Linked DNA regions of Homo sapiens: regions 1 and 2 are each linked to region 3. The links are chromatin contacts, found by Hi-C or POLR2A ChIA-PET in ENCODE. All regions are on one chromosome and are shown on one strand. Each heading gives the region's core, a stretch centred on a gene start or an enhancer-like site at or near the end of the contact. The rest is flanking DNA. Distances are from core to core; before and after follow the strand shown.

The links. A loop is a pair of places that touch in the nucleus more often than their neighbours do. ChIA-PET counts read pairs that join two places held with the same protein, here RNA polymerase II (POLR2A). Pooled maps may share reads with other maps.
Region 1: a loop to region 3 is called in a pooled map, with 3 times the contacts of the local background. The contact joins the promoter of ECHS1 here to the enhancer-like site in region 3. A Hi-C loop is called at or near these places in 4 of 37 single-sample maps with no recorded cell type and 2 of 50 pooled maps. POLR2A ChIA-PET finds 5 or more read pairs at or near these places in 1 of 52 experiments (HEK293).
Region 2: a loop to region 3 is called in a map with no recorded cell type, with 5 times the contacts of the local background. The contact joins the promoter of MTG1 here to the enhancer-like site in region 3. A Hi-C loop is called at or near these places in 10 of 37 single-sample maps with no recorded cell type and 4 of 50 pooled maps. POLR2A ChIA-PET finds 5 or more read pairs at or near these places in 1 of 52 experiments (B cell).

Annotation. Positions count from the first base shown.
Region 1 is chr10:133,371,851-133,374,603 of GRCh38, reverse strand. ECHS1 (enoyl-CoA hydratase, short chain 1) reads left to right here and starts at 1,250. Exons shown (of 8, transcript NM_004092.4): 1 at 1,250-1,358. The coding sequence starts at 1,271. RefSeq lists an enhancer at 507-596 and a silencer at 978-1,487.
Region 2 is chr10:133,392,707-133,395,406 of GRCh38, reverse strand. It overlaps MTG1 (mitochondrial ribosome associated GTPase 1), which reads right to left and starts at 1,250. Exons shown (of 11, transcript NM_138384.4): 1 at 1,075-1,250. The coding sequence starts at 1,186. RefSeq lists an enhancer at 1-524 and silencers at 849-1,048, 1,109-1,458.
Region 3 is chr10:132,570,718-132,573,548 of GRCh38, reverse strand. All of the region lies in intron 1 of INPP5A (inositol polyphosphate-5-phosphatase A), which reads right to left. Among named protein-coding and RNA genes, the nearest start is that of INPP5A, 34 kb to the right of the region's middle. RefSeq lists enhancers at 135-903, 1,124-1,173, 1,184-1,333, 904-1,673, 1,834-1,973 and 2 more. Within about 2 kb of position 1,493, at least 20 of the 41 ENCODE cell types and tissues checked have a DNase peak (open chromatin) inside an H3K27ac peak, as active enhancers do; they include B cell, where a contact is called at or near this core.

The DNA.
Region 1 (2,753 bases), core at 1-2,500, 800 kb before region 3:
CATTTACACAGGGCGTACACCAAGTAACCAATGGAAACCTCTAGAGGGTATTTAACCCCCCCAAAAAATCTGTAACGGGGCTCTTGAGCCGCTATGCTCAGCCGCTCCCACAGTGTGGAGTTATTTTCGTTGTCTTTTCTTGTTTCTTTTTTGAGACGAAGTCTGGCTCTATCGCCCAGGCTGGAGGGCAGTGGTGCGATCTCGGCTCACTGCAACCTCCGCCTCCCGGATTCAAGCAATTCTCCTGCGTCAGCCTCCCGAGTAGCTAAGACCACAGGCGTGCACCACCACGCCCGGCTAATTTTTGTGTTTTTAGTAGAGAGGGGGGTTTCACCATGTTGCCCAGGCTGGTCTCAAACTCCTGACGTCAGGTGATCTGCCCGCCTTGGCCTCCCAAAGTGCTGGGATTACAGGCCTGAGCCACCGCGCCCGGCCACACTTTTGTTTTCCATAAATCTCGCTTTTGTTGCTTCCTTCTTTCCGTGCTTTGTTTGTGCGTTTTGTCCAGTTCTTTGTTCAAGACGTCAAGAACCTGGACACCCTCCACCGGTCACAATAGCAGTTTCGCTTTCCATTCCATTTTATCCAGGGTGGTTTTATCTCCACCCTGGCGTTTGCAGAATCCGGGCAAGTACACAAATGGATGCTCCACAATACTTGTCTAGATATTTAAAAGGTATAAATAAAATAACTTAAATGAATGAAATTTTTATTATTTAAATCTGTTGAAGTCTTGTGTGCATGAAAATAAAACTCCTCCTAATGTGGCGTTCAGTGCCCACGCCGCTGCCACCGTGCCTGGCCCTGCGCCTGGGCGCGCTGTGTCCGCTGCTACAGACGCCGGCGGGCAGGCGGGCAGGCGGGCAGGCGGGCAGGCGGGCAGGCGGGCAGGCGGGCAGGCGGGCGGGGGGAGGCGGCGCAGAGCCCGGCAGGCGCCGCCGTTGCCTCCGCCTCCGCGCGGTCTCCCCGGGGCCAGCTGGGACCCCGAGGGCTGGGGCGGGGGCGGGGGCGCGGGCGACTGCGGCGGGGCCTGGAGGGCGCTGGTCCCAGCCCAGGGCGGGGTCCCGGGGACGCCCCTCGGCCTTAGATCCGCGAGCGGCAGCTCGGGCCTGGGGGCGGGGCCTGGCGGAGAGCGACCCGCTCACTCTGCCCGGGCTGATCTCGCGAGGGCCGCCTGGTCTCGCGGCGCTGGCCTGTGGGCGGAGCGAGCCCTGAAAGGCTATAGGCGAGGGGGCGGCTCCGCGGGGCCGGGCGAGGAGTCCAGAGAGCCATGGCCGCCCTGCGTGTCCTGCTGTCCTGCGTCCGCGGCCCGCTGAGGCCCCCGGTTCGCTGTCCCGCCTGGCGTCCCTTCGCCTCGGGTGAGTGCGCGGTGAGAGCTGGCGGCCCGAATCTCCTCCTGACTCCGACCTGCACGCCCAGACCAGATCCCAGACCGCACCCCCCTCCCACCTGACCCCGCATCCCCCACCTGACCCCAACCCACACCCCTCTTCCGCCTGACCCCGCACCCTCACCTGACCCCTACCCGCACCCCACTCCGCCTGACCCCGCACCCCCCCGCCTGACCCCGCACCCCCCCACCTGACCCCGCACCCTCCGGCCTGACCCCTACCCGCACCCCACTCCGCCTGACCCCGCACCCCCCCACCTGACCCCGCACCCCCCGGCCTGACCCCGCACCCCTCTTCCGTCCGATCCCGCATCCCCAGGGCCTGACTCCGCACTCTCCTGCCTGACCCCGCACCTACCACCTGACCCCGACCCGCAGCCCCTGCCTGGCTCAGGCCTGCAACACCCCCCTCGCCTAGTGCTGCACCCCCCACCTGACCCGCACCCACAGCCTGACCCAGGCTTAACACCCCCCCACCACCCGCCACCCCGCACCGACACCACCCACCTGACCCTGGCCCGCACCCCCACCCCCTGCCTGGCTCTGCAGGAGGCCACTCTCACCAGGCCACGTCCTGCGGGAGGCCCGGCGGCTGGCTGGTACTGCCCCAGTGCCAAGACCTCTGGCCAACTGGGCGCAGGGTGGGGGTTGTAAAAATCCGGGGTGTTCCCTCGGCTCTAAGAGCAGGCGTAGCTCCTGTGCAGCCGGCCAGCCCGAGAACAGGAGATGCAGGTGCATTTTGTCCTGGGTGCCTCCTGACCAGGGCCACCCCTCAGAGGGTCCTAAGGGAAAAGCTGACACCTCCTCCCCAGCCACAGGGGGCTGCCCTCTTCCTCCCTCGTGGCTCACCCGGGGCCCCACTCATGAGCGGCCATCACCGGCTCTAGTATCTGAGGAATCTTGGGCCATGCCTTGGGCTGGGGAAGAACTCTTGCTTCCTCTTCCTCCCTCACCCTGTGTAGCAGTGGACCACTGAGTTGTGTTGGTTTCATCTCCATGCTCTCCTTGGCCTTCGGCTTCTCCACCCTGACAGCAGCCCTTTCCTGGATCTTGCATGGCGGGCACTGCTGCCAGACACTTCACCTGTGATCTTCCAGTTACCCCTAGAAACCCACAGGATACGGCGGGGCACAGTGGCTAATGCCTATAATCCCAGCACTTTGGGAGGCTGAGGCAGGTGGATCACCTGAGGTCATCAAGACCACCTTGGCCAACATGGTGAAACCCCATGTCTACTAAAAATACAAAAATTAGCCAGGTGTGGTGGTGTGTGACCGTAGTCCCAGCTACTCGGGAGGCTGAGGCAGGAGAATCACCTGAACCCTGTAGGCAGAGGTCGCAGTGAGCCAAGATTGCGCCACTG
Region 2 (2,700 bases), core at 1-2,500, 820 kb before region 3:
TTTTTGTTTTCTGAGACGGAGTCTTGCTCTGTCACCCAGGCTGGAGTGCAGTGGCACGATCTCGGCTCACTGCAACCTCCGCCTGCCAGGTTCAAGCAATTCTCCTGCCTCAGCCTCCCGAGTAGCTGGGACTACAGGGACGCGCCACCATGCCGGGCTAATTTTTTGTATTTTTAGTAGAGACACGGTTTCACCATGCTGGCCAGGATAGTCTCGATGTCCTGACCTCGTGATCTGCCCACCTCGGCCTCCCAAAGTACTGGGATTACAAGCGTGAGCCACCGGGCCGGGCCCTTCCACGGGTCTTAATCTGGGCTATAACACAGAGTAACACTGGCTCATTAGGCCCCTGCTACCTCGCGGGGATGATGACGATAGTCCCCTAACCAGGAATACCACACACAACCAAGATAACAAAGCTTCCAGCTTTCTTCCCCTCCAGTGTTATCCGAAGACCGAGGACACAGCCTCAGTCACCCACACGGGCCCTTCTTCCCCCTCGGCCCCCAGTACACGCGGAGCCGACGCAGGAGTGGCCATCACAACACCTAGACGGGCTGGGCTGGCCCCAGAGGTCTTCTTGGGGCCGAATTGTGACAAACAGTAAGAATTACCAAAGACGTTAAGCAGGAGAACGACTCAAGATACCAGTTAAAACTGAACAGGTGCCTTCATACCCACTGTTTCATTTAGTCCCCAAAAGACTCAGAAAAGTCTATCTTGTCAAGAACATGTGGAAACGGAGGCTTCGGGGGATTAAAAGGGCAGAAGGAACTTGCTGGGAACAGAGGACAGGGGCGGCGGGCCAGAGGTAGGAGGTCAAGCAGGCCCTGGGTCCGAGGCTGCGCCGCGGGGGCACTCGCGGGAACGGGCCTCTCCCGCAGCTGCGCAGGGGAAGGGGTCCCGGCGGCTCCGGGAGCGGGTGAGAGCGGGGAAGGAGGGGAGACAAGGGAGGAGGGGCGGGGCCAGCCCAGAACGACCGGGAGAAGCAGGCGACGGCCGAAACCGGGGTGGGAGGGAAGCAGAGGCGCCGCGGCCGTAGGCATGACCTTGCCCCTCCCCGCCGTGCCTCACCCTTGGCCATGTGGCCCGGGAACCAGCGCGCCACGTCGCGACCGCACAGGGGGAAGTTCTCCCGCCAGGCGGCCTGGGCGGCGCTGCACAGCGCGCGCGGGGTCAATCTCATGGCGGCACCGTCCCCGGAAACGCTCCCGCAGCTGACCTCCTCTGCGCCGCTGCGACCCGCCTCTGAGGTTCCGGCGCTGCGGGCCTCCGGCACTGCGGGCTTCCGGCGCTCCAAGGGGCCGCACCACGGCCTGCGCGTGCGCACGACGTTGCCTCCGCCTCCGGCGAAGCCCGGAGTGGGCGGGGCCCGGGCCCAGAGGGAGGGACGAATGGTGGGTCGAGCGTCGGGGCGGGACTGCGAGGAGACCCGGGGGGACGGGGAGGTTCCTGGGTTTTGTGGGTTTAAGTAATTCGCAGATTTATTAACATTCATTAAATATTAAAAATCATCGTTCTCCCTTAAGCATATCCTGAGTATAAGTGTAAAAATTTAGCAATCTCTTTTTACAATTTGGTTAAAATCTCTCAAATACTTTAAATTTACCTTATAAATGTAATCTCTTCATTTTCTTTTTAAGTACTTCAGGGTTTTTGTTTGTTTTGTTTTGTTTGAGACGGAGTCTCCGCTCTGTTGCCCAAGAGTGCAGTGGCACGATCTCGCTCATTGCAACCTCCAACTCCTGAGTTCAAGGGATTCTCCCACCTCAGCCTCCGGAGTAGCTGGGATTACTGGCGCCTGCCACCACGCCGGCTGATTTTGTATTTTTAGTAGAGATGGAGTTCCACCATGTTGGCCAGGCTGGTCTCCAACTCCTGACCTCAAGTGATCTACCTGTCTCGGCCTCCCAAAATGCTGGGATTACAGGCATGAGCCACCGCGCGCAGCCTCAAGTACTTCAGGGTTTAATATAACAAACTGTTTCCAAATACTGACTGCAGTTCTGCTAAATTAAACCGATTAATTAATGAGGCTGAAATATTCTCCACTGTCCAAGACTAGACATAAATATAGTCGGATTTCAACTCTAAATCAGCAGTCAGCAACTGCTCAATTGCACACTGCGTTACAAGAGTATTACTCTACCGGAATTTTTATTTTTGAGACGGAGTCTCGCTCTGTCGCCAGGCTGGAGTGCAGTGGCGTGATCTTGGCTCACTGCAACCTCCGCCTCCCGGGGTTCAAGCAGTTCTCCTGCCTTAGCCTCCTGAGTAGCTGGGACTACAGGTGCGCACCACCACGCCCGGCTACTTTTTTTGTATTTTTAGTAGAGATGGGGTTTCACCATGTTGGCCAGGCTAGTCTCGAACTCTGACCTCAGGTGATCTGCCCACCTCAGCCTCCCAAAGTGCTGGAATTACAGGCATGAGCCATGGCACCCAGCCTCTACTGGAATTTTTTAAACAAGCTACTGAAAATACCAAACATGCTCAAATTCTAAGTACAAAAATATTGCCATGGTTCTGATGTTCTTAAACCACCTAATACCCTAACGCCTAGCTGTAAATATTTTTGGGCATGAGAGAGTGGCCCCTCCGTGGAAGACAGAAGCCTCCCAGGTGGTTTCTGGGCTGAGTGGGGGCAGTCAGGGCCTCCTGCTAGGTCAATGCCCCCAAGCCCCCTCCTCACCAAGCCGG
Region 3 (2,831 bases), core at 244-2,743:
ACAACCCAACATCAACAAAACCTCACACAGCACACACACCCCAACATCTCAACAAAACCTCACACGGCACGTACACCCCAACATCTCAACAAAACCTCACACGGCACGTACACCCCAACATCTCAACAAAACCTCACACGGCACGCACACCCCAACATCTCAACAAAACCTCACACGGCACACACACCTCAACATCAACAAAACCTCACACAGCACACACACCCCAACATCTCAACAAAACCTCACACAGCACACACACCCCAACATCAACAAAACCTCACACAGCACACACACCTCAACATCAACAAAACCTCACACAGCACACACACCCCAACATCTCAATAAAACCTCACACGGCACGTACACCCCAACATCGCAACAAAACCTCACACGGCACACACACCCCAACATCTCAACAAAACCTCACACGGCACACACACCTCAACATCAACAAAACCTCACACAGCACACACACCCCAACATCTCAACAAAACCTCACACGGCACGTACACCCCAACATCGCAACAAAACCTCACACGGCACGCACACCCCAACATCTCAACAAAACCTCACACGGCACGTACACCCCAACATCTCAACAAAACCTCAGTATCTACAAAAAGTAGCTGTGTATGAAATAAACCGAGCTGATGTTTCTTTAAACAAGTTCTTTCAATGGGATTCCAGAGGCCCAGGTCTTGCATTTCAGCAATCAGCAGAGCAAGGGAAACACTCCAAGGCACGCTGCAGACAGACGCCCAGCAGAGGCAGGGCCAGAAGCAACACCAGGTTAAGTGGCACAAACTTTCCCTCAGCAACAGTGTCCTCTGAATCCTGTCCTGTTATAAACGCTACCGAGTAAAGCCAGAACAAGCACACTAGCCCATTACCAGGACTAGAGCATGAGAACCAGCAGTACCAAAAACACTTCCCAAGGGCTAGACACATGAAAAAGAGCAAACGGCACATCCCCACCAAGAGCCCTGGGTCACGCTGCTTCACAGGGAAAGCAGCCCTGGGCAGCCTCAGCATCCCTCCCAGGGAAAGCAGCCCCGGGCGGGCGTGCTCAGCATCCCCCTCCCCCAGGACAGCACCAGCACAGCCCTACGAAAGGCCCCACCCCCAGAAACCACGACTCCTCCCAGGCAAGCTGTGCAGCTCAGGCACCTCCCTGCAAAACAGAAGCTCAGGGAAGGCCTCTGGTCCAGGTGAGGGGCCCCACACCAGGGGCATCTTGCCACCAGGGGCATCTTGCCACCAGGGGCATCTTGCCAGCTGAGAAACTCCGACATTCTTCTGAAGGCCCCCCCATGGGCCACAGGCGTTTTCCTCTGAGTATCACAATGGTCCCTCCGGCCAGCCTCTCGGCACACCTGGGCCAATACCCTGTGGGTTTCCGGCCAGGCTCTTGGATGAGTCACCTTTTCCTAGACTATCTGCGGTGCCAGACATGAGCTGTCAAATCCCCAGTGTGTAAGTCCCAAGAGGGCTCTGCAGGCTCGTCCTGTGCTGCATGCTACTCAGCAGGCCTGAGTCTCTTCTAGTCAGGAGGGACCACAGGAAACAGTGAGACAGAGGGGCACAGCAGTGGGGGACAGAGGTGGTGGTCAGGGTGCGGCCCACTCTGCCTCTAGCCCAGTCGGTCGTTAACAAGCTCAGATGCCAGAGCCAGCCCCAGCTCAGTTCACACCCTGCCCCCTCCACCTGCTACCGCAGGGCCTCACACTGGCTGCTCACTCGCTAGCCCCTGTCTTTCCATCTGTGCAATGGAGCAACACAGCACAGGCATCAGGGCTGTGGAGATGATAGGTCTCCCTTCAGACACTCGAGGTCCTTACAGCACGCACGTCAGGGCTGCGGGGATGACAGGTCTGCCTGCAGACACTCCGGGTCCTTACGGCACAAACGTCAGGGCTGACATACCTAGAGACACACCACATCCTTACAGCACTATCTGGCACATAAAGGACATAAATATCAGCTGCACTTTTTTTAAATTTAGCTAAGCTCCTTAATAGCTCTGTGTAGTCCAAAGTTGGTGGTTTTGATTATCAGTGGTCCTGAGTGACCCAGAACCACACACAGCGGCAGGAGCTGGGCCTCTGTGTTCACCCAAAGGGAACTGAAAGAAGCCCTTCCCCGCAGCTGGGGAGGACAAGGCCCAGACAGGCCCATGTGGCAGAGCCCGGCGTGCCAGCAGAGAGGGTAGGCAGGTCCCAGCAGTGTGATGAGGGATGGGTGTGTCCTTGCGCCAATGGCCCTCCTCCTCTGCTCGGCAGGAGCCTCTGGCCTCGCTGCTTTGCTAGGCGATCTCTCCTTTTCTCCCTCTTGCTGTTCACCTCATTCAGCAAAAGGCACCTGCCTCATGCTGCATTCCCAGGTAGCTGCTGTCAGGGCCAGGGAAGGTGTCCAAAGGGCCCAGGGCGGAGCCCACGGTGAGGAGGGCCCAGCAGGTGGGCGTGCACTGTGCCCAGCTGGACCTGGCCAGGCAGCAGGAGGGGTTTGGAGAATGTTCCAACGCCCCGAACCCACGGGAGTAGGCTGTGGTGGGGAGGGAGTGCCTCGTTTTCATCCCTCAGCCCCCACCCACCAGGAGAGCCAGGCAGGCTGCTGCCGTGTGATGCGCCGCTGTGCCGATGAGAGGCGACCTGAGAGCAGCAGCGGCCGGAAGGACGGCCCTCTATCCACATCGCAGCACGAAGCTCACTGGCACAGAACACCCCCACCTCCTGCTGTCCTGGCAGCCCAGAAACACCCAGCACCAGCCAGTCACCCAGAAGTGTCACCACCGTATGGGTGTCCCCAGCCACCACTTCCAAATGGCTCAGTTG